2 separate regions of the Homo sapiens genome follow, and region 1 is linked to region 2. A link is a loop called in an ENCODE intact Hi-C map of the cell type or tissue named here. Cell type or tissue: GM12878. All regions are shown on one strand. Links, peaks and the distances in the headings refer to the core of each region. The heading gives the core; the rest is flanking DNA. Region 1 overlaps PALLD (palladin, cytoskeletal associated protein). Region 2 overlaps PALLD (palladin, cytoskeletal associated protein).

What was found. Hi-C counts contacts between places; a loop is a spot of excess contacts. Peaks named below come from ENCODE experiments on the same cell type or tissue, not always from the same donor. Only the 100,000 strongest peaks of a DNase experiment are listed, where the experiment ranks them.
Region 1: a loop joins it to region 2, with 2.0 times the contacts of the local background. A loop is called at or near these places in 6 of 110 quality-filtered maps.

The regions. Positions count from the first base shown.
Region 1 is chr4:168,845,504-168,861,426 of GRCh38, forward strand. All of the region lies in intron 10 of PALLD (palladin, cytoskeletal associated protein), which reads left to right. LOC102723331 (a long non-coding RNA gene) reads right to left here. Exons shown (of 2, transcript XR_007058358.1): 2 at 1-15,923. Among named protein-coding and RNA genes, the nearest start is that of CBR4, 160 kb to the right of the region's middle. In GM12878, for the core only: no CTCF peak of the experiment used is centred there; DNase peaks (open chromatin) are centred at 7,767, 8,048 and 8,458.
Region 2 is chr4:168,718,756-168,734,678 of GRCh38, forward strand. The region is part of intron 10 of PALLD (palladin, cytoskeletal associated protein); the gene reads left to right. Among named protein-coding and RNA genes, the nearest start is that of PALLD-AS1, 78 kb to the left of the region's middle. RefSeq lists enhancers at 14,639-15,140, 15,141-15,640. In GM12878, for the core only: no CTCF peak of the experiment used is centred there; a DNase peak (open chromatin) is centred at 6,389.

The sequences.
Region 1 (15,923 bases), core at 4,964-12,963, 130 kb after region 2:
TAGCCTTTACATTAGGTATTATAAGTAATCTAGAGATGATTTAAAATATACAGGAGGATGTATGTAGGTGATGTGCAAATGCTAGGACATTTTTTTATCAGGGACTTGAGCATGTGTGGATTTTGGTATCCGAAGGGTTCCTGGAACCAGTCCCCCTCAAATACCGAGGGACAACTGTACTCACGAGACAGGTTGTTAGAGTTTAAGAGATTCCTAAATCATAAAACCTCTTGTAAAAAGGAAGACTTATACATACAAAGAACTCAGCTAGTCAAGACTAAGAAAGTACCAGTGGGAAGTAAAGCCACGGTTTTAAATAGTAATGTAATGAATGCTTCCCAAGGGCTTGAAAGTCGTTTGTCTTAAGCAGCACTTTTGCCAATTGTTATACTACTGATTTATTTGACAAGCCCCCTTTTTAGTTGTTAGTGAAAATCTCAGAGGTATCACAGATTTCAAATTAATGTGGTCTCAATCAGTGAGGCTTCCTCTTGCAATAATCTGAGATGGCAAGTAGCTGTTCTAGGATACCTCTTTTTGCTACTCTTCTGTCCCTTAACTGAATGTCATTTCAATACCAAGTCCTCTTCTCTAATATGCATTCAACCATGCATGTACAAATATTGACTTGTCCCTTTGCTCAACCCTAAGCCCACTGCACGCTTTACTATTTTCATTCTTACATAAAAGATCTAGAACAGAAAATAGATTGGAAGTACTATATAGATCCACTACATACAGTCAAGGGGAAGTCTCAAGTTTTCTCATGTTTCCTTTTATAACGTGGACAACTGAAAGTTAAATATGTCCGTTTGATATGGGTAATTTAAGCAGCTATAGGTACTTGGTGATTATTGTAAACCTAAGACCTTAAATAATACATAAGGAATCAATTTCAACACTAATAACATCTGATCAACAAAGAGTTCCTTTTATAAGATGAGAACGGCATGGAATTATTTCTAGTTGCCTTAAATGAATTTTAAACACCCGTTATGCGAGGGAGAGTAGGTATGGTCTGTAAGAGGAACTCCAGGAAGCCCATGTGGAATTTTGCAGTTTCCTCTTTACAGGTGACCTGTTAAACAGCCTGCATGTCATGGTAGTGAGATGTAACAGAAAAGCTATGTTAATTAAGGTGACTGATTACCATTCAAATACATGTAAATCACAGTCTACCCAGAGGAAGATAGGAGTCCTCTAACTGCAGGCTTCTTCCGAAGAATTAAAGGGCTTTCTGAAAAGCTGAGGCTCTCAAAGTGTGGGTATGGTACCCACACTGGTGGTGTCAGCATCACCATCACTGGGTACATGTCCATGGCATCCAGTGGGTACCAGGACATCCATTTCTTACCCACTACTAGAAATAAGCAATTCGCTTACGGTTAGCAATATTACCATGAAAAAATGTTAATTTGACAATATTGAGACCAAAGCAAAACAGAATTTTGATATTTGCTAAAAAAGAAAAGGCCTGAAATTAGTGGGCTGGTTGAAAGGGGACTGGAATTGCAAGCTGCTCCCATCTGCCATTCCAGCTTTTAAGGCTTCTTAATTGAATTGGAAGCTCAGTTGAAAAAAGAAAAGGATCATCTATTCTTTCCTCTGTTTTCAGATAAAGTCCTAAGAACTTTTTTGAGGGCAATTTATACCCATTAAAATGTCAAATTCACATATCCTTTGACCCAATAATCTCATTTCTAGACATGTTTGCCACAGAAAACTCAAAACAAGTATACAGTACAAATTAGTTGTACAGGCAGCTTTATTGCTACACTATTTGCACTAATGAGTACTTGAAGAGAGCATGTCTATCATTAATAAAGAATGGTTTATACTATGGAATACTATGAGGCCATTCAAAAGCATGAAATAAACCTTCATGTACCAACATGGAAGGATACCCATGATACATCGTTGAAAGATACAAGATCACTGAGGGAAAATGTGCATATGCTTCATCCAACTTTTGTGAACAAAAACCCAAACATGTAAACATATGGGTGTTGTAAGTATTTATATTTGTATAGTAAAGGTTCTGGAAAGATAGCACCAAGATTTTATTGGTGTTTTGCCCTGTGGAGTGGAATTGTATGAGGATTGGTGGTTATGTGGGAAATTCTTTACATTTACTTTATTATCGTACTACTTTCACTTTATTTTTTAATTAATATTTTATCTTTAATTTTTGTGGGTACATAGGTGTGTATATGGGCTATTTGGATATGGACATGCAATGCGTAATAATCACATCAGGGTAAATGGGGTATCCATCACCTCAAGCACTTATCCTTTGTATTACAAACAATCCAGTTATACTCTTATACTTTCTGATACTTCAGTTTCTCACAATGAATATTCCTTTTCTAAAAAAGAAAAAAAAAGGAAGAAACTAAGTCCCAGGCATATTAAGAGAGAGCTAATTAGCTGTAGAACTAATTCTGACACTCTATTTCCCAATCAGTATTATTCAGAATTATTTTTTACTTCCCTGTAATAGTTACTCAATTTTAGAGCCAGAATTTAGCCTAATCTACTCATTTAACCTCTAAGAAAACTGAGCCCAGGGGGTGCTAAGTTCCTGGAGAGTGGTCCTCAGGTGGTGACTGAGGACTGAGTTAGCCTCCTCCGGCAACCCTACCCCCGTCCCACCCCACCCCACCCCACCCCACCCCTGGGCAAAGTGAAAGTGAAGCAAACTGAGAGGAACTCCTCCACTGTCCCTTCTGCTTACTCAGCAGATGGGAGCCAGCCACTTTGTTTTGTCCTGGGGCCTGTCCTTGATGGCTTCTAAGACTAAAAATCAAAGCTGTAAATTTGTGTAATTTAGAGATTGAAGGTACTGATCGTTGTTGTCAGTGACTGGAAACCAGGCCTATTGAGCAAGAGCCATTGTTCAGTGCCTGTCAGCCCAGAGAGTGTGCCGAATGCACTGGCCATCTTAGACACAGATCTACTTGGTGGTGTTCTGTGTTTTTTCTCCTAAAAGAAGGCTTCTCACACCACCACTGATGAGAAAACAATTCGAGGAAAACGTAGGCACACTCAGTACATGAAGGGAGACACTATTAAAAGCAAAAAGAGGGTTATTGTCAAACTTAGAACGATGCTAATTTGAGTTCTGAGCTCTAAAACTGGTAGAATTCAAACATTAAATGTAGAATGTACTAGTATTCTATGCCTTAAACAGTTGAAAGGAAAGGCTTACATTGGCAAAATGTATTTCACACCAAATAATGATCCTAAATCAGTCTTTTGCAACGTCATAAGATGCAGCTTTGTAAGTATACTTTATTTCTAAACTTTACCAATCTCAAAGGCTACCTGGAGCTCTTATTTCTGAAATAATTTCAAGATGTTCATTCTCTACAGTTTTGTGGTATGATTAACTTCGAAGTCCACTGCAGACACAAATGAACTTTCCCTAAAATGCAACACGAGAGTACTAACTACAGTCAGTAAAGATGAGAGGGGGTTATTTTGTAGCTCTTCCTGCAGGCTGTGAGAATTTTTTTCGTTAAAAAATTCGTTAAAAAAGCAGGATATACTGCTTCAGTCCTTACCATGAGAGCCACTCCCATCGGAACATAAATTAGTCTTAGTATATTTCAGGTTCTCCCACATGTTCACATTCCAACTGGGTGCAACAGTTGACTTTTGTCTTTAACTTTCCTTGGCAAACCGATAGCATCAGAGGAAGAGATAAGCTGCCCCTTAGGGAGCTGATTGTAATGCGTTCCAGACGTCTGCACGCCCCTGGTGCAAGCACCAGCTTTCTGTTAAAGACTCAGGGTTATGTTGTTTGGATGTTTTGTTGTTTGCTTTTTGAAAAAGCCAGATCAGATTTTTGTCATTGTATAAACTCCAGTAGGAGAAGAGGGATGCGTTTTTAAGGTGATTTCTAGAATGCTCTGGCCGACTTAGCTGCAGAAGAAAAAGGAGAAAGGAAGAGACAGTGTATATTTTGGCACTGAAACTTCTTTAGTAACAATGCATTCATTCACAAATCTGGAGAGAACTGAATGTCTGCTTTTTAAAGTCTGAATTGAATTCTCGACTAGACTTTGAGACCCTGAGAAGGTTTTCAATCCAAACCATGCTTAATATTCACGTTTTATCATTATTGATGGAAAGTGAAAGAAAATTTGAATTCTTGGTAGCCAGATTTGACATTAGACTTTTACATTTATAACCTCACTTAAACTTTACAAGAAATCTCATTACAGGTATTATTATCCCCATTTTTAAAGCAAAAAAAAAAAAACACTGACCCTTGGAAAGAAGAACTGGCACTATTGAGATTCACACCACGTGTGGCTGGCTGCATCAGGGGGCTCATAAAGAATTCAGAGCTGGCCCCCAGCTTATCTTCCCCATTCCCTCTTCTCACCCCCAAGCTACCTCCATTAAAAGAGATGCCAGGCTATATTTATTTTATTATGTATACTTACGAATGCATTTGCTCATCTTTGGTGTCATAAAATACAATGAATAAACTCCTATCCAGTTTTTCAGTGTATTTCCTTAATTTTTAAAGCAATAAACTCCTTTAATCCTCCCTTATACTCAATACTAAAAAATGAAAGATCTGATTTTAAGCAGGAAAAGTTTTGTCTTAGCATATAGCCAGGAAACTTCATCTGCCTAGGTCCTGAAATGTAAGTGATCTGCCAGAACCAAGCGTGGGGGTAGCTCGCGAGGCCTCAGCCCTCCTGCTCCTGTGTGAGAGTGCTTTCTTCTGCAACCTGGCTCCTGGAAGGAATGAATGCTCCCCCTTCAGCCCCTACTCCCCACCAAGAATTTAAAAGATAAGAGGGAAACATTTCCCTGACTCTAAAATGGTTTGTTTTTAATATGGTATGTCCAGGCCTGCACTACTAAAATCCTTCATAAAAGTCCTCTAGAAGATAACGATTGTTCACATTGCAAACCTGTTTGAAAAGCCTGGAAAAAATGCGGTATACTGTAGGGAAAGTCAGTCTCCTTTTCTCACTTATATAATTTGTAAGTCTGTCATTTCTTTTTTTTTTTTTTTTTTTTTTTTTTTTGAGATGGAGTTTTGCTTTTGTTGCCCAGGCTGGAGTGCAATGGTGCGATCTTGGCTCACCACCTCCACCTCCCAGGTTCAAGCTATTCTCCTGCCTCAGCCTCCTGAGTAGCTAGGATTACAGGCGTGCACCACCACACCTGGCTAATTTTTTTATTTTTAGTGGAGACGGGGTTTCTCCATGTTGGTAAGGCTGGTCTTGAATTCCTGACCTCAGGTGATCCGCCCGCCTCGGCCTCCCAAAATGCTGGAATTACAGGCATGAGCCACCGCGCCCAGCCTAAGTCTGTCATTTCTAATATGCTCTCCTAGTTTTAGCTCAGTAGTAGCTGAGTATTATACAAAATAAGCTCTTTTTACTGCTGCTTAGCATGTGTCTGCGAACCCTAGCTCAGTACCTGGCATTCCATGGGCAGGCAAGAAAAGTTTGCAGAATGAATTAATCTGGCCCAAGTGTGACTGAGAGGCCAGAGGAGGTCAGTGGGTGCCGTCTCCCAGGCCAGCAGCACACACACAGCTTCCTACAGTCTCCCTTCTTGTCTTTGTCTCTTTACATCCTCTTCCCTTCCTCCCATGTGTCTCTAACCTGCCAATTGCACCAACATTTATTCCCTGCTGCAGAGCCTGTGGACCCACAGTCTGGCTTACCTTTATTTTCTCCATCTCCAGAATATGTCTCTCCTCCATACCCCCATAAATTAAAAGTGACTTAAATATATAAAATGGAAGAGAGAGGCAGGATAAAACTGTTTGATAACTTAATAGTACAACTGGCCAGTCTCTCGTAGATTTTTTGCATTCATTCCAAACCTGTTTTTTGTTTTGTTTTGTTTTTGAGACGGAGTCTGGCTGTTTCACCCAGGCTGGAGTGCAATGGCGCAATCTCGGCTCACTGCAACCTCTGCCTCCCGGGTTCAAGCAATTCTCATGCTTCGGCCTCCCTAGTAGTTGGGACTACAGGCGAGCACCACCTCGCCCAGCTAATTTTTGTATTTTTAATAGAGACGGGGTTTCACCATGCTGGCCAGGCTGGTCTCGAACTCCTGACCTCAAGTGATCCACCCTCCTTGGCCTCCCAAAGTGCTGGGATTACAGGCATAAGCCCCACGCCTGGCTGAAACCTGTTTCTATTAAAAGACTTATACCTTGGAACTTTAATAAGTAATTTATTAAAGAACCGTTAATATTAGACATTAAAATAATTATGACTCCCTTACCCCTATTTGATAAGCATATAGGTGACGTTACACTAAATACTATCCCTGTCTGCCAAAATAATCTAATGTTGAAGCAGTCCACCGCATTTCAGGTCTCCTGGAAATGTGCTGCGATTTTCTGAAAATTAGAGGCAACAACTTGCTGTTGAGGACAGGAAAAAAAGAGGAGGCTAAGACGCAAGGTCCTCTGAAGCTTCTGCCAGCTCTCTCACCAGAACCTAACTCTTGATACCAGTGGAGTGAATCTGGAAGTCTCCTGCCTTCCTGAGTGAGTTGGAGACGTAGACACTACCTGGACAGGCTGGAGAAATGAGGGACTTAAAACGTAGCACACCCCTTGCCCCATGCCACCTGACTAGAAATGCCTGCCAAAGGTATATGGACATGCAAGGCTGGCACAGATGTAAAGCTCAATATATTAAACTAGATAGCAAAGAAATATACACCAAGCCCAGCAATACAAAGCACCCTGCCTTCATGCAGTTAAACATTCTTCTGTTTTAGGCCACACTGTACTTGCTGGCTTCATGTGGCTTCATGAAGGCAAGTGCTGTGTCTGTTTTGATCACTACTAGATTTCTGGCACCCAACATGTAGTAAAAGCTCAATCAGTATTTGTTAAATTCATTGAGAGAGCTGGGAAAGAAGGTAGAATGAAAAGAAAAGAAAAGAAACAAACAAAAACACAAGCCTGGGCAACATAGCTAGACTATCTCTACAAAAATTAGCCGGGTGCAGTAACTCACACCTGTAGTGCCAGCTACTCGGGAGGCTGAGGCAGGAGGATTGCTTGAGCCCAGGAAGTCAAGGCTGCAGTGAGCCGTGACTATGCCACTGCACACTCCAGCCTGGGCAACAGAGTGAGACCCTGTCTCAAAAGGAAAGAACCATCCACAAAGTTAGTAGTGCCTACAAGAGTGTAGTTGCTCTTTAAGCTTGAATTTTTGGTTATTTTGCAAGAGGTATTATTTGCCTTAAGCCATGGTAATTAGATTTATTCTGCTTTGTGGGCTTTTAGATGAGTTAATCGGCTACAATTTCTCTTAATTCCCTCTAATGCTTTCTAGGTGTGGATATCAAGAAACCTACATGTTGTGTTTAGAATATTTTATGTATCACAGATATCAGTGGGTAGTAGACTTTGCACTGGAATTGCCCTTTTCCCTGCCTCAGTTGTTTTTGGTAATATTAACTCTTTATTTACTGTTAAACTTTACAAAAAATGTCAAGTTTACTTTTTAGGACTAATAAATTAGTTTTCATAATTTTAGCCATTTAGGAAAAACAGAAGAAACCACATTGCAGTGTAAAGGGAGAAAAGTCACACATAGCTAATTATTGATAGGAAAATGAGAAGTGAGATAGCAACATCTGAGAGGACTTCATATATGAGCATCTCACAGAGTAACTTTTTCTTTTAGCCAGCATAATTACTAGCTTTTCCCATGTGTGTACAGACATTTTTTTCCTTAGAAATTTTGGCCTTAAAAGTCAAATACAGGTTGTTTTACAGATGATCAATGGTCCTTCTAGAAGAAGTCCACAGAAGCTCTCAGATGCCCTCTAGACCAGCCTTTACTCACTCCTCTGTCAGCATCCTCCCTCCCAGCTCGCATTTTACCAAAGCTAGAAAAGACCCTCAAGGGCCTGGGTGCGTGGAATTATTAGAGACCAGATAAAAGACATGTAAGGAGTGCTGGTGTGGCAGATGCTGCGAAAAAAATGTGCCACAACCTCTGAGGGCAGGAAACTGAAAGACCTCGTGTGGTTTGGAGGCCTGAGGAAAGAGCCTCAGGAAGTGATGTTTGACCTGACATCTGAAGGCTAAATGGGAGACAGAGACAGGTGTGCAGTCAGGAGGAATCGCACATTGAAGGGAAGGGCTGAGACTCTGAGAATGGGGGTGGGAGGGAGAAAAGAAGAGGCTACAGGGGGCGACCAGGCCTGGTGGGCCAGGTGAAGGAATTTGGAGTTGATCCCAAGAGCAAGCGAAAGTCACTGGGGACAGGGAAGTCAAGAGTCACAGGATTCCATGTGGTTTTTGAAACTGGCTGCATGGAAGAGAACAGCGTGTGGGAGAAGTGTAGGAGAGGGAAAGGCAGGACTCATGATGGTTGAGATGAGACGGATGGAGACAGGCAGCTCTGACTTCTGCGGTTCTGACTTGTGAAACAGGATCAGGGATGGTGCCACTGACTAAAGAGGAAGAGAGGATTCCAGTAACAACTAAGCACTATTCTCTTTTAATCTCTGCAACAGCCCTACTCTGTGGGTTCTATTATTACCCCATTACATAGATGAGAAAACAGAGGTACGAAAGATTAAATTTGTCTAGAGTCTCCTGGTAAGTGTTCAGTAAATGTTTGCTACTACTGCCTCTGTTTACTCATGGAGTCATTCATTCATTCATTCATTCATTCATTCATGGATGGTATGCTGTATCTAAGATAATACATTGTTGAACAGAATAGATGTGAACTCTGCTCTTGAGAAAGACTGGTAGTGGGAGAAAAAGACAATAAACAAGCAGTTATCTTGCTTGGACAAGCTGGTCAGGGATGGTAGGACGGTCTAGGTTTCTTAGACTGGAATGTTACAATTCTAGCTCTTGCATAAATCTTGGATGGATATACAGAGGAAAAATACGTATTGACAAAGCCAAAAAAATGTTTCCCAGATGTTCTCTGAGGTTCCACAGGCATCCCCAATGAGTTAGATCAGAAGTAGGCCCTGTGCCGATTTTGTAGGTGGGAAGCTGAAGATGCAAGAAGAGAACAGCCGTGCAGCTGTGCTGAGGTCTCAAAGAGCAAGGGTTCCAGGTGCCGCCGCTCCTGCTGTCCAGCAGGTTCAGCTGCCTTTGGGCCCACCAAGGTAGGAAATGGCCCATATCTGACTGCCTCTGTACAGGTCAAATCACAGCTCCCTGTTCTCTACTATATATAGTAACGACCTTACATAAGAGTGCTATTAAAAAAGGACGACAGAGAGGAAAAGAGAATGCCAGCTGAATTTTTTCCACTAAAGCTCATTTTTAACAGATGTGTTTTCTCTGTTTCCACAATGACAGTGTACCAGGGGACTGTTCTCCAGGTCAGGAGGGAAGCAACCCAGGTACTTGTAGGACTGTAATTGGGTCCGTCTGTGCTGAGCACAACAATAAAATTACTTGTACTTCCCTTTTTATTTAATGTTACTCTCCTCATCAGTTCCCATTTTCCTGATATTTGTGGGAAGGAGGCCATGAAGAAGGATGAAAACACTGTAAAAATAATTTAAACTAAACTTTACAATATATTTGGGATAATGCTGAGAAGGAATGTTCTTTTTTTTTTTTTTTTTTTTGAGACGGAGTCTCACTCTGTTGCCAGGCTGGAGTGCAGTGGCGCGATCTTGGCTCACTGCAAGCTCCGCCTCCCGGGTTCAAGCGATTCTCCTGCCTCAGCCTCCAAAGTAGCTGGGATTACAGGCACATGCCATCACGCCCAGCTAATTTTTGTATTTTTAGTAGAGACAAGGTTTCACCATGTTGACCAGGATGGTCTCGATCTCTTGACCTCGTGATCCACCCGCCTCGGCCTCCCAGAGTGCTGGGATTACAGGTGTGAGCCACCTCGCCCAGCCTGAAAAGGAATGTTCTAAGTTCAGCAAAATGAGTGATTAACATGTAAGTGGTACGTCTATCTTAAATGCTTTAAATTATAATTCATGATTTTTTAATTAAGGCTTTCTTATTCCATCTGATCTCTTATACACTCTAGTACCCAGTGATACACAAATTTTGTTAATTTTGGTAAGTCAGTCTGTCTGTGCAGTGTGTGACCTTGACATTATGTAATATGAATGGGATGGCTACGTGTTCCCTTTTCCCCAGGACAGTCAATCTGCCAGTTGTCTAGAGTTCTATATAGTTCAGCCTTTGTCCCAGATTAAAGGGCCCACATTTGGACACTGAATTATTTACATGACCGTCCTGAATACTAATAGCTCACATTTATCAAAGGCATGCTTGAACATTGCTCAAAATACTTCACATGTACTACCACATTTCATCTTCACAGTCTAGGAGGGAAGTGCTATCATGACCCCCATTTTATTTATTTTAGATTCACTGGTTACATGGGCAGGTTTGTTACAAGGGTATATTCATGATGCTAAGGTTTGGGTTTCCATTGATCCTCTCACCCAGGTGGTGCACACAGTACCCAAGAGGATGTTTTTCAGCCCCTCCCCACCTCCTTCTCTCCCCACTTTTGGAGTACCCAGTGTCTGTCGTTCCCATCTTCATGTTTGTGTGTACACAGTGTTTAGCTCCCACTTATCAGGAGGTATTTGGTTTTCTGTTCCTGCATTAATTTGTTTAGGATAATGGCCTCGAGCTGCATCCATGTTGCTACAAAGGACATGATTTTGCTCTTTGTTGTAGCTGTATAGTATTCCATGGTGTGTATGTACCACATTGTCTTTATCCAATCCACCATTGATGGCATCTAGGTTGGTTCCACGTCTTTGCTGTTGTGAACAGTGCTATGAGGAGCAAGTGTACATGTACCATGTGGGGTTTTTTGGTAGAATGATTTATTTTCCTTTAGGTATATACCCAATACTGGGATTGCTGAGTCTAATGGTAGTTCTATTTTTAGAACTTTGAGAAATTTCCAAACTGCTTTCCACAGTGGCCTAATTTACATTCCCACCAACAATGTATAAGCATTCCCTTTTCTCCACATCCTGGCCAGCAGCTGTTGTTTTGACGTTGTAGTAATAGCCATTCTGACTGGTGTGAGATGGTATCTCATCGTGGTTTTGGTTTGCATTTCTCTGATGATTAGTGATGCTGAGCATTTTTTCATGTTTGTCAGCTGCTTTTATATCTTCCTTTGAGAAATATATGACCCCCATTTTAAAGATGAAGAAGCAGGTTCAGAAAAATTAAGTGATCAAAGAAACTCAGCCAGTAAATAATAGAGTCTAAAATTTAAACACAGGCAGTCTAACTCCAGAGCCTACATGGCTAAGAAGTACAGCATTACCTTTCATTCCTAAACCAGTTAAGAAGTATATGAATAAAACTCCTAGAGGATGGAAGGGTCCTTTGGAACTGGGAAGTTCTTGGAGTCCTTGAATAGAAATGCTTTCCCAATTTGCCAGTGCAGGGGCCCTTTATGGGAAACAGTGAGGACCATCCAACAGTCCAATTAACTGAGCACAAAGCACAAGGCATATTTGTTTTTCTTTCTTTTGAAAACATAAATGTTAGAAAAGTTCAGAAATGAAGAGATTTAGAAGTATAAACTTATAACTGTTGGAACCATCCTCGTATTTTCTAGACCAGTCTTCCTTCTCTCGACAACCCTTCTCTCATGGCCATTCCTCGCCCTCCATGTTTTCATGAACAGTGTGATTGACTACTCTGATTTTGTTAGCTAGCCAAAGTGGAAAATGAGAACTCGGTGAGTGGGCTGGTGTATGCTGCCTGCCAGAGGCAGCGCTCTGTAAGACGACTTCATTGTTTGCTTACCCTAATGCTCCATTACATCTCAGGATTTATTTATAAATTATTTGTTTTAGGATATGGTACTAGCTTCATGAACCCCATTGTAGACTTCACATTTAGAAGTGTTTTTTCCAACTCTTTTTTACTTAATTTTCATGAGAATAGTCCTTACGTCAAGATGAAAGAAAGGTGAAACACCAGGTAGAATCAGCAAACTGATAAGCAGCCCTGTTTAAATCCATGGAAAGGTAATGTTTAAAGAAGACATTTGTTTTAATTGATTTTTATTTTACGTGTACACATTAACTTCATAAATCTTACCTTTCATACCAAGAAGCCTAGATCAGCTAGCGTGTTAATATGCTGACGGCTGAGAGCAAAAATAGATAACCTAAAGTTGTCTAACAAATTAGACATCACTTAAGAGGAAACTCAAGTGTGTTTCAGGGAGCAGTGGCAGATCTGCCTTAGATTTTTAACCACTGCATCATCCTGTTAATCAAGATCAATCAGATACAAAAATCTTTGGTCAGAACCAGTATTACAAAAGAACCTAAGAATTTCTGCTTTCTCATCTTTCTGTTTACCATAACACAGGCATATATCCAAAAATATATAGAAAGCAAAAATTTGGAGAGAATGACATGCGCTTTCCTAAATGCACCTTAATGCTTTCCCTGGTGTTACTATTACTACTGTTGGAAGCATCACTGTTGAAATGAGCCTGTACGTCACACACATTGCTCCCCACACAGCAACACTTCTGATGAGGGCAGCCCCCTGCCTTGTTATTCATTGAGAAATAGAAACTCTGATTATTTAGAGCAAAATTTCAGATTTGAAGAAGTTTTCCTAATAAGGAAGAATGATGTAATTTTCATGGAGGGGGGCCAGGTTCCCTTCATTTGTTTTATTTATATTAGCTGAATTCCAGGGGAAAATGGGCTATGAAGCATGAGGGCTGCTAACTATATTTAGCCACACAAAGTTAGTACATCAGGGGTCATTTTTTCTTTAAGTTATACACTCATAAATGGGCTGGAAGATATTTTTCCCGGCATCTTGTTTTTATAAAGTTTGATCAAGCATAAATACTTTTATTAAGATGCTATCTTTTATTTCGAGTGTGAAGAAAGTATCCATTGTAATCTCTTTAATTTGGCATGTTTCTCTGAGATACTGGTTTTTGGGTCAAAAGATGGATAACTAATAACAATACCTTGGTTCAGAAGATTGTATTAACTTTCCAGAGTGCTCACGCCTGTCATCCCAGCACTTTGGGAGGCCAACTCAGGAGAATTGCTTGAGCTTAGGAATTGGAGACCAGCTTGGGCAACACAGGGAGACCCCATCTCTACAAAAGTAAAAAAATTAGCTGGGCACGGTGGCACATACCTGCGGTTCCAGCTACTTGGGAGGCTAAGGTGGAAGGATCACTTGGGCCTGGGAGGTCGAGGCTGCAGTGAGCCGTGATAGTGCCACCGCACTCCAACCAGGGCAACAGAATGAGACCCAGTCTCAAAAAAAATAAAAATTAAAAAAAAAAATCCAGAGTGGGCTTTAAGAAGGAAGCAATAGTAGTTTCTTGGAAGAAAGATAATGTGTGTTTAAGAGTCCCGTTCTGCCCATTGTCTGGCACTATTCAATCTGGATTCACTCCCATCCCCCTCACCTTACTCTAAATATAAAAATAGTCGGTGCGTCTTAAGACAGTAGACTATCATTTTTGTACTTTTGCATTAAGACTTTTATTTAAATGTATTTATAAACTGGAGAAAAATTTGTAGCATTTAAACATAAAACCTCAGCGTTATAATTGGTCATTCCTTCCTCTTGTCAACGTGTTACAACATTTTTGCTTTGCTCTGTTACATGACTCGGGGCTTACCTGCATTTCACGTGAGAGAAAAGTCAAATTCATCTCCACCCCACAGCCTGCTATCTTCTGCCTTTTACCCTAAATCTTTGGAGGCGACAGCTTCCTCCCCATGACTGATAGTTATCCATGCTCACAGCTGCTGGCAGGACTGACTCCTTTACAACTGTGGCCTTGTAGTTGATCTGAACAGGATGATCCTGTCTATGGAAGCGGAGTCTTCTCTCACTGCCTGAAGGAGAAGGCTCTGCTGGAGATGGAGGGCTCTCATCTGTCAATGGGTAGCACCGACGGTGCCCCAGACATGCTGACCATGTGTGGATGTCTTAGAAGAGTGGAAAGGCTTGAGAAATGCAAGCTTAGAATCATTTCTAATATTACTTGATGGGAAGTCAGCAAATAGGAAACTTGTAAAAAATTGGAGGACAACTTTTTGCCACTATCATGGACAAATCTATCACCACTACCCCAAATATCGGTCCCTCAGAGACCAAGTCCTTAGATTCTGAGGCTCTGCTGTATAATTCCTGTTCAGTAGAGCATCTGGCGAACCTCTAGTAGGACAAACAGACAGTAACCCTTGTGAGAAGTGAGGGAACTTTTAGAACTAGGCCTCAAGGAGCACTGTACAGTAGAAACAGAATGTGAACCACCACAATGAAGACCACATATGCAGTTTGTTTTCTAGTAGTCACATTAAAAAGGAAAAAGAAATTAATTTTAATAGTACATGTTGTTTAACCCAATATATTCAAAATATTATTTTAACATGTAAATAATATAAAAATTGTCATAAGATCATTTTCCAATATCTTTTTAAACTAAATTTTTTAAATCTGCTGTGTACTTGACACTTACAACACGTCTCAATTCTGACTAACCACTGTTCAAGCACTTAATAGCTACATGTGGCTAATGGCTACCATAGTGGGACAGTGCAGGTCTGGAGGATGTGAAATCGGGTGAACACACAACCTTTACACCCGAAACAGTGCTGCAGAATTGATGATAATTACTCTAAATGCTCATCTCTTATCTTTTCGCGTCTGAAAACTGCTGCTGAGTGTACAAACCAGGTAACAGTAATAAGGGCCAATCCCAGTGGTAGAAATGGAGTTGATATGGTGGAGAAGGATCTGTTGACACCAGACCCTCAACCACAGCCATGCACAGCTGGACAGAAGCCCCCTCGGACTCCCAGGTCTGGAGTCGGGGCAGAGGCAGAAAGTCTAAAAAGAAATACATCAGTGTAGTCATTTCAGTAATAAATGCTGTGAAGTAAATAAAACAAGATAGTAAAAGAGAGATGGGAGTACTCTTCTTGCTCACTCCAATAGTTGAGTGAGTCATCTGGGAAGTAAGTTGTGCTGTGGAGTGTGAAAGGTGATTTTAATTCAGCCTGAGAGCCAGGCGCAGTGGCTACTGCCTGTAATCCTGCACTCTGGGAGGCCGAGGTGGGCAGATCACTTGAAGTCAGGAGTTTGAGGCCAGCCTGGCCAACATGGTGAAACCCTGTCTCTACTAAAATACAAAAATTATCTGTGCCTGGTGGTGCACGTCTGTAATCCCGGTTATTTGGGAGGCTGAGGCACAAGAATCACTTGAACCCAGGAGGCGGAGGTTGCAGTGAGCTGAGATCGTGCCACTGCACTCCAGTCTGGGATGACAGAGTCTCAAAAAACAAAAAATTCAGCCTGAGGAAAATACTTCCTCTAGTCCTCAACGTGACTAAAGAGATCCTCATTTTTCTTTAAGAGAGAATTTCATTATTTGAAAACACAATGCCCAAAGAAATGGAAGAAATTGAAGAAGCTGGTTTCTATGTACTTCAAATAATATTTTGGTGTGAGGCCCCACATGACAACATCTTTCCCCCAGGATACCACAGCTGACATAGCTAAAATATGAAGTATGGCCTAAATAATACACAGTGAGCTGATAACTTAGGAAATATTTTTTGTTTGTTTTAGCCAAGGCAAACGAATTAAAAATTTTAATGTTTTGTTTCCATATTTGCTTAAGTAAACTTCAAAACTAATTACTTGCAAAGAATTTTGCCTCGGCTACATGGATGACCAGTGAATGCTTTTGGGAGTGTAGGACTACACTGAATAATCGAATAAATCTATTGAATATGGAATTAAAAAAAAAAAACTAAGTAAAAAAGCATTAGAACCACCATACAGCTTATATCTATATGCTTATTATGTATGGGCTGGCTTAGGAGGGAACTTGAGAAATGGTAACAGTATTTGGTTGATGCTGGAGAGGGAAATTGGACTGGGAAGA
Region 2 (15,923 bases), core at 3,028-11,027:
CCACATATACTGTTCTGCACCATGCCTTTTCTATTTAGCAGTAGATTTTAGAGATGTTTCATGTGAGTAATTAAAAAGTCTTATTTTTAAGTGATTGTATATATTTATTGTAGAAATGATTGATAATTCCTTTCTCTATTGTTGCCAATCTAATTTTTTTTTTTTTTTTTGAGACGGAGTCTCGCTCTGTTGCCCAGGCTGGAGTGCAGTGGCATGACCTCAGTTCTCTGCAACCTCCGCCTCCTGGGTTCAAGTAATTCTCCTGCCTCAGCCTCCTGAGTAGCTGGAATTATGGACGTGTACCACAACACCTGGCTAATTTTTGTATTTTTAGTAGAGACGGGGTTTCACCATGTTGGTCAGGCTGGTCTCAAACTCCCGACCTCGTGACCCACCCGTCTTGTCCTCCCAAAGTGCTGGGATTACAGGCGTGAGCCACTGCTCCCAGCCACCAGTCTAAGTTTCAATGACCTAAGTAATTATCAAAAGTAATCTTCTTTTTTTTTTTTTTTTTTTTTTTGAGAAAAATTCTCGCTCTGTCACCCAGGCTGGAGTGCAATGACACAATCTCGGCTCACTGCAACCTCCGCCTCCTGGGTTCAAGTGATTCTCCTGCCTCAGCCTCCCAAGTAGCTGGAATTACAGGCACCCGCCACCTTGCCTGGCTAATTTTTTTGTACTTTTAGTAGAGACGAGGTTTCACCATGTTGGCCAGGCTGGTCTTGAACTCCTCACCTCAGGTGATCTGCCCGCCTTGGCCTCCTCAAGTGCTAGGATTACAGGTGTGAGCCACCATGCCCAGCCAAAAGTATTATTTAAAAAAGTTTTTCTTACTTGTATTTTAGGTTCGGGGATACATGTGTACGTTAGTTATATATTTGCCTGTCACAGGGGTTTGGTGTACAGATAATTTTGTCACCTGGGCAATAAGCATAGTACCCAATAGATAATTTTTCTGATCCTCTCCCTCCTCCCGCTCTCCACCCTCAAGCAGGCCTTGGTGTCTGCTGTTCCCCTCCTAGTTTCCATGTGTTCTTGTTGTTAAGCTGTCACTTCTGAGTAAGAATATGTGGTATTTGTTTTTCTGTTCCTGTGTTAGTTTGCTTAGGATCATGGCCTCCAACTTTGTCCATGTTGCTGGGAAAGACATGATCTTGTTCCTTTATATGGCTGCATAGTATTCCATTGTGTATATGTACCACATTTTCTTTATCCAGTCTACCATTGATGGGCATTAGGTTGATTCCATGTCTGTGCTGTTCTGAATAGTAGAACACCATTCATCCCCTCACTGTTAGTTGAACATCTGCAAAATGCTGGGTAATGTGGGGTGCTGAAAACACAAAGATGAAAGAGACAAGAGCAGTACCTTTGAATAATCTATAACCTGGTTATCTCTACGATGATTTTGGCAAGAACGTGCAGATGCATACACATATACACAAAATGCTGCACATCTTTCAGCATCATACAAATTTTGTAGAAGAATGGCCAATCCCTAAATTAGATTCAGTGCAACCCAAATGCCTTCTCTTCCCACTTTAATGTTTGAAAGATACATCATTCAGTTTTTGATTCTGAAGATTTAATATGCACCAGCTTTTGTTTCTGGTTAAGTGATTTTCATTATCCTCGAAGGCTAGTCAAATAACAAAGCAATTTAGTAATGGCAAAAGCATAAAGTGTGGACCAGAGGGGTCTTCAAAATATTAGGGAAGATAGAGCAGAAAACCATTTTTTTCAGTTTGTTGTTATAAAATTATACACACACTCTGAGTCACCAAACACATTGGAGGTTGATAAGGAACATAGGAGTAGTCACGGGTCCTAATTCTGCAGTACGTGGCTATGCGGGTATGAACTCTTCATAAATACAATGTGATGATGACTTTGCATTTGCATTTCTCTTCCTCCTTTCTCTCACTCCCAGTCTTAGATACCCGATTGTTCCATAAATCTTGTCTTAAGAGAAAGGCATATCCTATAAACTCATTCATGTGAAGGTATTTGCATTAGCAGTGTTGGTCTTGGATCACTTTGCAAACAACCCTTCCCTGAAAATGAGAAGTCCAATCAAGGAGCTTCCTGAAGTATAAAACTTTTTTAACTAAGTAATAACATTTAGGTGCATTCATCCTCATGATTTTTTAATGTAAATACTGGCTCTGACACAGTGCCACATTCTTAGATATTAGGCTAATTGTGCTTTGCTGTGCCAGTCTCTTGGTGAATGTAATGTTTAATTACATTTCCAGAAGAAAGCTGAGTTCTATTTTTATGATTAGGAGTTTTATTTGATGTCTGAAATATAATTGGAAATACTTGCAGATACCCTATCTGTGTTTGAAGTGGCACTCAATCATCCATAAGAAATACCATATGTCCATTTCAAATATTAGGTGTTTTACATGAAGGAATACATGATGATAACAATATTTCTTCAACATATCTTCATTTTACCTAAGTGCGTAGGAGAGCTCTTTTAGTAATTACAAAGTAAGGTGAAAATAGTCATCCCTACTGGGTAGAGACCTTTTATTTTAAAAGGGGGAGTGGCTAAGCTCAGAGATAAGATGGAGCCACATATGAACAATATGCTCATAGATAAAGCTATGAATTTGATGGAAAATATGAACAATATAGTGTTAAGTGAAAATAGACAAAATGATATATGTAACTTAATGTCAATTTTATGAAAAAATAAAAAATAATACACTTTAACCAACTAAAATGTATATTATATATTAGAAGAAAATACACCAAAGTGTAACCAGTGGTTCTTTGAGTGCTGGAAATTTGGGCAGATTATATCTTCTCATTAACTATTCCTGATTTTCCAACTTTTTGACATAATGCTTTTATAATTACAAAGTATTATTTTAAAATAAATAGGTACTTTTGATCCTTTCTCTTCCATCCTCCTTCCTCCATTAAACTTCAGTTCATTTGACTGTTCATCATGGATGCTTCTTGTTAAATAATAGTTGCTTGCTAAGTAAGCTTAATTTTGAGCACATTCAGAAGTGGAATGCTCTGGCACTGAATGTTCTCACCTCCCGTGTGGGATCTCCTTCTAGAAACCAATGACCTTCAGGATTCCATCTGGATTTTTAGAACTCTTCCTAGGAATCCTTCCCCAGAAAATGTCCTATATTCCAAAATAACTTTACTCCTCCACAAACACTGTTTTCCAACAACACCTGCCCCCACCAAACAAAACTCTTATCCCTTTAATTGTACATCTCAGGTGTTTAAATGAATATGATATGAATAAGCTATTTATGTATATATGTATGTATGTATTTTCAAGCCAGGGTCTCACTCTGCCACCCAGGCTGGAGTGCAGTGGTCTGTCACAGCTCATTGCAACCTTGACCTCCCTGGGCTCAGGTGATCCTCCTGCCTCAGCCTCCCAAGTAGCTGGGACTACAAGTGCACAACACCACACCCAGCTATTTTTTTTATTTTTTGTAGAGATGGAGTTTTGCCATTGTTGCCCAGCCAGGTCTCAAGCAATCTGCCTGCCTTGGCCTCTCAAAGTGTTGAGATTATGAGACGTGAGCCACCACACCTGGCCAATTTTAAAGTTAAAAGTAAACCAAATACTTTAAAGACCAACATTTACAGTATAATCCATACAAGGCCTTCCACAGAAAGTAGGATGAAAACTTTACCCTCAGAGACAATGGTGAAGGAGAAAAGATGCAATGAAGGCAAGACTAAGATTCCAATTCAAATAACAATAATGTCAGGAAAGTATGCGATGAAGGCATCTGCTGAAAGAGGAAAGACAGTTGTGGTAACTGTGGGTAATATTACAAAGCACGAAAAGGGTGGAGAACTAAGAGAGAGAAAGAATACCAAAAAAGGAATGTGTATATTTCCTGGCAATCAAGAGAACCCATTTGAATTTCAAGAGTGTAAACCCACATTCAATTCAGTGAGCATGGTTTCATGACTTTATTTCAGCAATAATGAGCACTGTGAAGGTAGAAACAGGACATATGTCTTTGGCAGTACTGGCACAGTGGGATGTTATGGTATTTAATTAGATGATCCTTGAGAAACATTACTGAGATTATCAGCCAAGCCGTGTGTAGGTTCAGAAAAGGAAACAGATTCAACAAGATTAAGGCTTGAGGGGAAAAGAGAAAGGAATCAAGAAAATGGAAGTTATACCAAGAATGAAAATGGGGAGTGTCAGATGAGAAAATATGGAGAGGGAGCAGTGGTTGTGATCAAAGAGAGGATTCTGAAAGTTTAAAAAACTTAAACTCTTTCCAAGTGATAAAAGAATGTAAGATGCATCTGTTCGAGTGGATAGTTTAAGTGGAAGTTAAGGTCGCAGGAGCAGAGGAAGTGGTCAGGGAACCATGAAGCCAGGATGTTAGAAGGAACATTAACATGGATGGTGGCCAACAGTGATGGCAGAAAACCAAATGCTAAATAGTAAAGTCACTGAGAAAAGTGAGGAAATGACCAAGGTTGTTGGTGACAAGCAGGGAAGACAGAATGACTGTAGGTGGAGTGCACCAACTTCAAAAGAGGAACAGATATTTCGTAGTGATGGCAAAACTCTTCTGAGAGTTGCCTTGGGAAACAAGGACCCTGCAGAACCCTCCTTGCTCAGAAGGATACTGAGGAGGCTGGAGACATCATCAGGGACAGCCAGACTTCAGTTAAGACAAAGCATTTCTAAGGAAAAGGTTTGAGGAAGCAGAGTTTGGTTAGAAACAGCCAAGGAATCCCATAGGCAATAGAAGAGATCTAGAAAAGGGATTCAAGGGAGAATTGGAGAAGGAAGATGAGGAGGAAGAAAGCTATAGTGCAGAGTTTTGCACTACGAACCTCTGGATGCTAGAGCAGATACAGAAATTCTGTGTCAGCATTCCTACTGTGTTGTGCTAGAGCACACTACTCTGTACCATCTGATGCTGAGAAGCAAAAGCATCGTCCTGAGGATCACTTGCTGCTATTTCATGAAGAGTGACTAAGATTACTTGCAGTTGGAAGGAAATAGAGCCATTTCCAATATAATTACTACTTACTTTTTAGCCTCCTATTTATTTTAGTTACGTGGTAGCACCATGATCCATTTTGTGGTTACTAACCTCTAAGTACGACTTTGAGTTGGGCTTTTTTTTTTTTTTTTTTTTCTGGTGGAGTCTCACTCTGTTGCCAGGCTGGAGTGCAGTGGTGTGATGTCAGCTCACTGCAACCTCTGCCTGCGAGGTTCAAGCAATTCTCCTGCCTCAGCCTCCCGAATAGCTGGGATTACAGGCACGTGCCACCGTGCCCAGCTAATTTTTTTGTATTTCTAGTAGAGACAGGGTTTCACCACGTTGACCAGGATGGTCTTGATCTCTTGACCTCGTGTTGAATTGGGTTTTTATTGAACAAGCCCAATTCCTCATTTGTGTATTTTAAAATGATTGTTCTCAACTAATGACTCTCTAATTCATATTTGCTTAATTTCATTTTATGTTTACAACTTTTACTACTAGAGAATTTATTTTTGTCTACTACAGGCTGAAATACATTAGGTTGACAATTTTTTTACCATTGATTTATTTTTTCTGCAAATGTGTGAGTTTTTCATTCATACTAATACATCACCTAATAGTGAGAACATTAGTTACAGGGAGGTTTATTTTAATTGGTTTCTATTACAAGTATGAAACCAGAGAGTTCATTTTCTCAACAAATCTGAGAGTGATTGTTTCCTTACCTGACTAAAGTGATGATTACACAAACCTTGTGGATGACAGTGGAGTCAATGTGGTTTTTAAAAAACCTTTTCCATATGTGACAAGGAATTAGATAGTATGTCATTTGATTTTAAGAATGATGAACATATTAAATTGATTCTGTCAAATGTAGATTTTTCTAAAATAAGTTGGCTGGATAAATCACGTCAATTTGAACACACACATCTTTGCTTCATTATTCAAAGAGAAACCATAATTACGATCAGAACCTCAGATTTTGCTCTAGGAGCATACCAGGTTCATGCCTTCCAACCTCTGTATGTGAAGGTTTCCTGGTAGGATGATACTGGCTCCTCTTGCCCAAGGCTGTCATGAGGATGCACACTCACTGCAAGGGTTTTTTATGGTGCTGAGAGGAAAGGCCTTCATAAATATGTACATTTACTTAATTTCTGTATCTACATTCCCACTGTGTTTTCCTAGAGCTCACTACTGTACACCATCTCGACTCTGAAGCCCTGGGAATGTCTGCTCTATGCTCTGCTCCATTTCACAATGTTCTTTAGGTCTGTTTTGTTATTTAAATGTAATGATGTATGTATCCACAATAGGTAGCATTTGAGAGACTCCAGCTGTGAGCCTCTGGATGTGAAGCTAGTGAAACAATTGAATGACTAACAGTTGAATGCCTAGCCAAATATTTTCACTTCACTTTATATGTCAGCAATGGAAAAGAGTAGGTGTAGCCATCGACTCTTCTTTTCGCTCAGAGAAGTTTATAAATAGGTCAAAAATGGGTAATTATATGCCTCAGCTACAATTTCAAACTTCTGCTTTCCTAGTAATTGCCATTAAATGAGTAAGTTGTAAAAGATTTCTGGAAAGACCACAAATATTTTCTTTTCCTTGTTTCTTTGTTAAAATAGTTCATATACCATCTGGTTTCGGGGATGTATCATTATGCTCAATGTTTGAAACAAAAAAACCCTAAAAGACATAAAAGGTGGCTTGAGTACAATGCAGTGAAAAAGAACAATATATTTTATTCTCTTTAATTTCTTTTTTTTTTTTTTTTTTTTTTGAGATGGAGTCTTGCTCTGTTGCCCAGGCTGGAGTGCAGTGGTGCGATCTCTGCTCACTGCAAGCTCCGCCTCCCGGGTTCACGCCATTCTCCTGCCTCAGCCTCCCGAGTAGCTGGGACTACAGGCACCTGCCACCACGCCCGGCTAATTTTTTGTATTTTTAGTACAGACGGGGTTTCACCATGTTGGCCAGGATGGTCTCGATTTCCTGACCTCATGATCCGCCCGCCTCGGCCTCCCAAAGTGCTGGGATTACAGGCGTGAGCCACCACACCCAGCCTGTTCTCTTTAATTTCTAAAATAAAGTTTTAGAAAAAACTAAAACTCTAAAAAGAGTAGCTTAGTCTTCCAAACAGTGCTAGTTACAGGGGCAAATTCTTGCTCCAGGTGACTGTTTTTATGTGCCTTCCCTTCCCTCATAGCCACTGCTTTCTTCAAAGGGCATCCTCTAACTCAAATGTGAAATATTCATGTGTATTTTTATTCTATCACAAAACAATTTTACACAGATAGGATTACTCATGATGAAGCATTCTAGAACAACAGCAAGAGTTTCACTTCATGTTTGTTGTAATTATTCTATCTTTGAAAAGCAGAAATATATGTGGTTATTATCATAATTAAGACTTCCTGATACTGAACAGCTGCCTTACTGGAGAGAAATGTTAGGAATTTTTTATTTTTACTAAAAACTGTCAGAAGTTTCTAAAAGGAATTAGATGAATCCTGAAGGTCCTGTAACTTGAAAAGTTGATTTACGCTGAGGACCCCATTTTCATCAAGGTATCAACTAGAGAGAAACTTGTATTTTTCTTATTTTGCATTACAATAATGCATCTTGCTTTTCTTTTTTATGAAGTGTTCACTTTATTTTTATTACTCCAGGTACCCAGGATCATTCATGCTCTCTTCTTTAAGGTGTTGTACACCTTGTGTTCAGTAGACATTTTTAATTTTTTTCTTCTCTGAGACAAGGTCTCACTCTGTTGTCCATGCCTGGCTAATTTTTTTCTTTTTTGTAGAGACAGGGTCTTGCTTTGTTGCCCAGGCTGGTTTCAAACTCCTGGCTTCAAGCGATCCTCTAGCCTTAGCCTTCCAAAGTGTTGAGATTATAGGCATGAGCCACCACACTCAGCCCAGGGTTCAGCAGACACTTTGAGAGGTCAGATAGAGTTCATCCTTCAGGCAGATGAGATGCTGTCCCTTTAAAAAAAAAAAATCAACTTCTATTTTAGATATAGGGGATACATGTGCAGGTTTGCTACATGGGTATATTATACCCATGTAGTGAATGTAGTATCCAATAGGTAGTTTTTCAACCCACAGCCTCCTCCCTTTCTTCTCCTTCTGGTAGTTAGCAGTGTCTGTCATTTCTACGTTTATGTCCATGTGTGCTCAATGTTTAGCTCTCACTTGTGAGAACATGCAGTATTTGGTTTTCCATCCCTGCATTAATTTGCTTAGGATTATGGCCTCCAGCTCCATCCACATTACTGCAAAGTACATGATTTCATTCTTTTATATGGCTGCATAGTATTACATGATGTATATGTACCACATTGTCTTTATCCAGTTGACCACTGATGGGCACCTAGGTTGACTCTATGTCTTTGCTACTATGAATAGTGCTACAGTGAACATACTAGTGCATGTGTCTTCTTGGTATAATGATCTATTTTCCTTTGGGTATATACCCAGTAGTGGGATTGCTGGGTTGAATGGTAGCTCTATTTTAAGTTCTTTGAGAAATCTCCAAGCTGCTTTTCACAGGGGCTGAACTAATTTACATTCCTACCAACAGTATGTAAGCATTCCCTTTTTTCCATAGCCTGACCAGCATCTGTTGTTTTTTGACTTTTTAATAGTAGCTGATGTGACATGGTATCTCATCATGGTTTTGATTTGCATTTCTCTGATGATTAGTGATAAGCATTTTTTCATATGTTTGTTGGCTGCTTGTATGTTTTCTTTGGAGAAGTGTCTGTTCATGTCCTTTGCTCATTTTTTAAATGGGATTCTTTTTTATCTGTTGATTTAAGTTCCTTATAGGTTCTGGACATGAGACCTTTGTTTGGTACATAGTTTGCTAATATTTTCTCCCATTCTGTAGGTTGTCTGTTTACACTGTTGATAGTTTCTTTTGCTGTACAGAAGTTCTTTAGTTTAATTAGATCCCACTTGTCAATTTTTGGTTTTGTTGCAATTGCTTTTGGAAACTTCACCAAAAATGATTTGCCAAAGCTGAGGTCAAGAAGGTTATTTCCTAGGTTTTCTTCTAGGATTGTTATAGTTTGAGGTCTTATATTTAAATCTTTAATCTATCTTGAGCTAATTTTTGTATATGGTGAAAGGTAAGGGTCTAGTTTTATTCTTTTGCATAGGGCTAGCCAGCTATCCCAGCACCATTTATTGAATAGGGAGTCCTTTTCCCCATTGCTTGTTTTTGTCAGCCTTGTCAAAGATCAAATGGTTGTTTGTGGCTTTATTTCTGAGCTTTCTATTGTGTTCCATTGGTTTATGTATTTGTTTTTGTACCAGTACCATGCTGTTTTGGTTACTGTAGCCTAGCAGTATAGCTTGAAGTCAAGTAATGTGATACCTCCAACTTTGTTCTTTTTGTTTGGGATTGCTTTGGCTATTTGGGTTCTTTTTTGGTTCCATATGAATTTTAGAATAGTTTTTTCTAATTCTGTGAAGAATGACATTGGTACTTTGACAGGAATAGCATTGAATCTGTAAGTTGCTTTGGGTGGTATGGGTATTTTAACAATATTGATCTTTCCAATCCATTAGCATGGATGTTTTTTCATTTATTCATGTTGTCTCTGATTTCTTTCAGTAGGGTTTTATAGTTCTTGTAGAGACCTTTCACCTCCTTGGTTAGCTGTATTCCTAGGTATTTTATTTTCTTTGTGAATATTGTAAATTGGATTGTGTTCTTGATTTGACTTTCAGTGTGGACATTACTGGTGTATAGAAATGCTGCTGATTTTTGTACATTGATTTTGTATCCTGAAACCTTTCTAAAATTGTTTATCAATTCTAGTAGCCTTTTGGTGGAGTCTTTAGGAATTTTCTAGATATCGAATCATATTATCAGTGAAAAGAGATAATTTGAATTCCTTTTTTCCTTTTGGATGCCTTTTATTTCGTTTTAATTGTTTTTTTATTTTCCCATAAGTTATTGTGGTACAGGTGGTATCTAATTACATGAGTAAGCTCTTTAGTGGTAATTCGTGAGATCTTGGTGCACCCATCACCTGAGCAGTATACACTACACCATATTTGTAGTATTTTATCCCTCGCCCTCCTCCCACTCTTCCCCCCAAGGCCCCAAGGTCCACTGTATCATTCTTATGCCTTTGTGGATGCCTTTTATTTCTTTCTCTTGCCTGATTGCTCTGGCTAGGACATCTGTGTCTTGCCTTTCTAAGATGAAGTTCTGTTTTAACTCTTGGTGATAGTAGTAAATGACCTAAATAAATTAGGTCCAACTAATTTAGTAAGCGACCTAAATAAATTGTGTTCCAACTAAAATGGGAAGTGAAATGGATAAAAAGAAGGTACACGTTTTAAATTTTGTCCAATTTCTTGGTCTTTTTAGTCAGAACAAAGGAGGAAGACACCAGCTGAATTCAGTTCTAGGGTTTTGCTAGGTACTACATCATGGGCAACTACTGTGCTTTTGCTTTGGATCTCAACCTCAAACTCCTGGGCTCAAGGGATCCTCCAACCTCAGCCTCCTGAGTAGCTGGGACTATAGGCATGCACCACCATACCTGGCTAATTTTTTTTTTTTTTAGAGACGGGGTCTTGCTATGTTGCCCAGGCTGGTCTTGAACTCCTGGGCTCAAGCAGTCTTCCTGCCTTGGCATCCCAAGGTGCTAGGATTACAGATGTAAGCCACTGTGCCTGGCCTGGGCATCTTCTTAAACATTGTTTTTCTCATGACATTTTCCTGCTCCAAAAGTAGTGCCTCTTAAAGGCAGGAAAACTCCCTCCCGGAATTCCCCATCATTCATTCCACCCTTGACTACTGCTCCCTAGGATCAATGCACAGTTGTTCTCCTAGGACTTCCCTTCAACATCATTCTCGTGTACTTTTACCCTCTTCTTCTCCTGGCTCCCTTGGTTCCTAAGTGCCATATATTTCACTTTTTATTTTATCGTCTCATTTACCAGAAGCACATTCTCCAGTAGCTTCCAAAGAAAGGGTACAGACCACATTAAGCTTCTAGACCCTGCTTGTCTGAAAAGTGTCTTTATTCTAGCCTCACACTAAACTGACTGTTTGGCTAGGTTTAAGAGTATGGGTTTTTCCTAAGAACGTTGAAGGAATTGCTTCATATTCTAGTTCCTAGAGTTACTGTAGCAAAATTCAGTGCCAATCTGGTTTCTAATCCTGTATATGACTGACTTTCATTGTAAAACTATCTCTTCACCCCTAGTACTTTGAAATGTTGTGATGATATGTAATATTTTTCAGAAATTATAGAAAATAGTGGGCCCTTTCAATCTGAAAACACTCATGTATATACATTCTGAAAATTTTCTTATTTTTAAATTTCTTCTCCATTTTCCCTGTTCTCTCTTTGTGAAACTTGTATTATTACATTAATAAAACTCCTAATTGATGTTCTCACTTTTTTCTTTTGTTGCCTATTTTTATTGTACTTTCTTTAGACCTCTTCACCTTTGTCTTCCAGACCTTCTGCTGAATCTGTTATTTCTGCTATTGTATTTTTAATTTCCAAGAGTTCTTTCTCATTCTCTATATTCTTTCATGGCATTCTGTTCTGTCTCATGGATGCAATCGTGTCCTTTGCCTCATATTAATCATTGGATTTTGGAGGAGGGAATCCTATTGTTATTGTCATTTTGTTTTGTTTTGTTTTTCCCCTGTTCCCTGCATTGTCTCTATTTCTTAAAATTCCTTTTTTTTGTTGTTGTTTTTCTGTGTGTGCATTTGGACTAAATTTCATGTTCGAGGCTTTCCATAAACATGGAAAGCGTGATCTTTGGCACCAGCAAGTTGATTGGAAACTATATGCTTAGCTAGAATGTGTCAATGGGCAGGCTTTACCCTAGGATTGGGCAAGACCCCCAAGTGCCAATATCTTCAGGTCTTGGGTTAATCAGTTTCTCTAGAAAGACAGATATTCAGCCACCTTCCTTGGGATGGTGGGGGTGGTTGTGGGGGCAGGTAACATGCTTGGCAGACAGCATTTGGAGCCTGAGTAAGGGAAGGGGGTTGGCTTTTATCATTTAGTAGACATATGCATCCATCTAATTCCTTACCCCCATTTTTCACCCTCTTCTCTTACCTGTTCATTCTGCTGTGCCAGATGTTTCCGAGTTTGAAACCCTTTTGGCTCTCCATCTCCATAAAGTGAGCTTTCTGTATTCTAGAGTAGTAGAGGAGGAATGGTTGACTACCTACAAGAAATGGGGGAAGGGATTCAGCTGCCTTCCTACAAACTTTCAGCCAGTCTTCTTGTACTAAGCTCCATTCCTCTTCCCCACCTTCAGAGGAATCTAGTGATCAAGGTTTCTGCTGCTCACGTTAGCATCCCTCATGTTTGATTCACTCTCTGTAGGCACTTGGGTTTTCCTCTCCTGATAAGTCAGTGACAACTCATCCTTTTACTTTTAATTCCAGTGAACTTACAGTTTCACAATCCGTTGCTCTCAGTTTTTTCACGATGAAGCAAGGAACAAAAATAAACACATCCATTCAATCTGCCATCTTTAAGTGGATGTCAATTTATGAGACTTCACAGCTTGTTTTTGAAGATGATTCTTTCCAGCTAAAGAAAGCAGTATAGGACAGACAGAATCTCCCCTATTCCCAAGCTAGATGACCTTAGATAAGCTACTCAGTGCCCCATTTCAGTTCCCTCTTCATTAAGAGGGAATCGTGACAGTACCTACTTCACAGGAGTGTGGTCACGTGAAATAATGTGCTAGCACAGGGCATGCCAAAGGGCAGATAGTCCAATTGATATTATCTGTCTTTGTTTTTGTTATTATTAAGACAATGTTCACAATGAATCCTTTGTTATTTGACGCACATATAGAAAGTTTCAGAAATAAGCAATTTGCAAAACTTGCAAAAAACTGTAAGTGAATTATTCCTCTGCTATGCTGAGTTTTCTTCCTCCACCTTCAAGAAGTGGCAAGGAAAAAAAGATAGAAAAATCACTGACCAATTAGAAGTTTTTGTTTCAATTCAGACCACCCTAAAGTTCCTGGAAATTGCATATATGAACTCTAGTAAGCTGAATACCAAAAATGAGAGGGAAGTAGCTGATACCAGGCTACAGATTGTGGGCTACAAAAGATTGATAAACAAGTGGTTCTTTTGTGCAAATTTAGATATGAAATCATGCAGAAAACACTTAACAGACCACTAGACAGAGGATTTTATGAGACATGTTACACATGGATGGTGAAAGGCTGAAAATTAATACTTAACTTGTCATGCTTTCTGCTTTGAAATGCTGGAGCCCTCCAGGAATTTTGTTTTAACAACCAATGGAGATATCATTAGGGAGATACTTCTGAATTCGCTGCATCTCATTCTGTGACAAAGTGCTGCACAAAGTAAAATGTACCTACCACTTTCATCCGAGTTTGTAGCGTTGGACAAATCCCTATTCCACAATATCATGTGTACAAAGAGTTTCCGAAGAACTTGTGGCATATTTCTTGTCAGTTCTCTTGAAGTTCTCATTTCCCCTTTTCCTCTCCTACGGGCAGGTGATTGATTGACTTAGAGTCAGTGCTGAGTAGTAAATAACTTAAAAAACAAATCTAGAGATGATCTGGAGAAGGCTCGAAGAAATGTGATATGTATTATCTGGGATAGGCCTAGAATAACCTGAATTTACAATGAAGGAGCCCAGTAGCCTTTTCTAGAAAGCCGCTTGCTCTTCCACTCTTGTTTCCTCTTAGGCAAGAGAATATCACTAGAAGCTCAGAAAATTCAGGATTGATTGGAAATGTTTAAAAAGTGAAAATAAACACAAATATCTATAAGGCTAGGAACATAACCAGAAAACTCAGAAAAACATAGGGGCTTAAGGATGTTCCAAAGGTAAAAATGACCTCAAAGTGAATTTCTTTCTTTTCTAATCTCGACGTAATTCAGTTCTTATTCAAGCTGAGACTACCCAAAGACAAAAATGTTGCACTGATTTAAAATATGACTCATCAGAACATTAAAATACTTATGATACAGATTTTTATACAATCCGATAGTCTATTCCTCACAACTCATTATTTGCTCCCTTTAAAATATTTCACAAAGAAAGTCTTAACCAGAACATGATCATGTAACTAAGAGCTCCACATTCAGTAGTAGGATAGGTCAGAAGACTTACAGGGATGTTCCTCATGCTTACAAAAAGAAATTTGATATTGTGTGATAATACACGTAAGCTAGAAACTTGTGGTTAAAAGAAATGTTTAGGACTCATGTAAGCATAGGTTCTTGGTATCTTTTTTTAACTGATATATCATAGTTGTCATTTTGGGGGGTACATGTGATATTTTAATACATATATAATGTGTAACTATTAAGTCAGGGTAATTGAGATATCTGTCACCTCAAACATTTATCTTATGTTGGGAACATTAAAATTCTCTTCTTTTAGCTATTTTGAATAATTTATTGTTAACTATAATTTCCTTACTCTTCTATCAAATCCTAGAACTTTGTATTTTTGTACCCATTAACCAACTTCTTAATTTAACCTTTAAATAAAAATATTTTCATTCCTAACCCTGAAATTCTACAAATTTACTGCTTAGGGATGACTCCTGCATGTTTTCTCTTCCTTTTAAGTAGACAAGTTCTAAATCTTAGCTGACTTTCATTAGCCATTTGACTAATCCCATTTTTTAAAAGTGTTTGAGATGGGTTGAAAAATATGACCAATGTGATGAGTACAACTTGATCATAATTGTAAAATATTAGTGTGCTTTAGGTGTTAGCAATTAAGAAAATGTGAAATGTTTTATTTCTTTTCTTTCCTTCCCTTTTTTTTGAGGGGCGGGGGTGGGTGGGTAGAGACAGGGTTTTGCTTTGTTGCCCAGGCTGGTTTTGAACTTCTGGCTTCAAGCGATCCTCCCACCTTAGCCTCCTGAAGGGCTGGGATTACAGAAATGTTTTTTGTTGTTGTTGTTGGTTTTGTTTTATTTTTTTGAGACGGAGTCTCGCTCTTTTGCCCTGGCCGGACTGCAGTGGGTGCTATCTTGGCTCACTGCAAGCTCCGCCTCCCAGGTTCATGCCATTCTCCTGCCTCAGCCTCCTGAGTAGCTGGGACTACAGGCGCCCGCCACCGCACCTGGCTAATTTTTTTGTATTTTTAGTAGAGACGGGGTTTCACCATGTTAGCCAGGATGGTCTCGATCTCCTGACCTCGTGATCTGCCCGCCTTGGCCTCCCAAAGTGCTGGGATTACAGGCGTTGAGCCACCACGCCCGGCCACAGAAATGTTTTAAGTAGTAACATGATTGTTAAAATCTCAAATCCTGAGTATCTGAGATATCGGTTTGATACTTAGAAAATCATGAGCTCTGGAATCATTTTTCAAATGCCTATCTAGGATTTGAATTGGCATCTTAATTAGTAACATCAGTGTTAACTATGGCAACTCATTTGTTTCCCAAAAAAATTTACTATTTTAAGGTTAAATATAAAATAACGGTATAAGTCCTGGGTTTGATTTTTTTTTTTTTAAGTGTAAAAAGTTATCTGTGTTCAGTAGGTGGAGAAGCCAGCTACATCCTGCTGACACAAAGCTAATCAGTGGCTTGACAACTCTAGTCAAACATCCACATAGAATGTCTTGGCCATAATCTATGTGTCTCCTGTATTGTTTTTGTTTTAAAAGATTTGAGAGGAGGGGATGTGGTGGAGGAATGGTGCAGCTCGAAATTGCACGTAGTTGCCAATTTTCTTTTTTCTAGTTTGAACATATTTCTGCTTTGAGCTTCTTTCAGCTCAAGTGAGCCATTTTCACCTATTATTTCATCTGTCTTGCTCTGTCTTCAATCTTCATTAGCCGTTACTATGGATAAGCTGCTGTAAACGTTTTTAAAAATCACCCTCAAGGAGTACAATATTCTA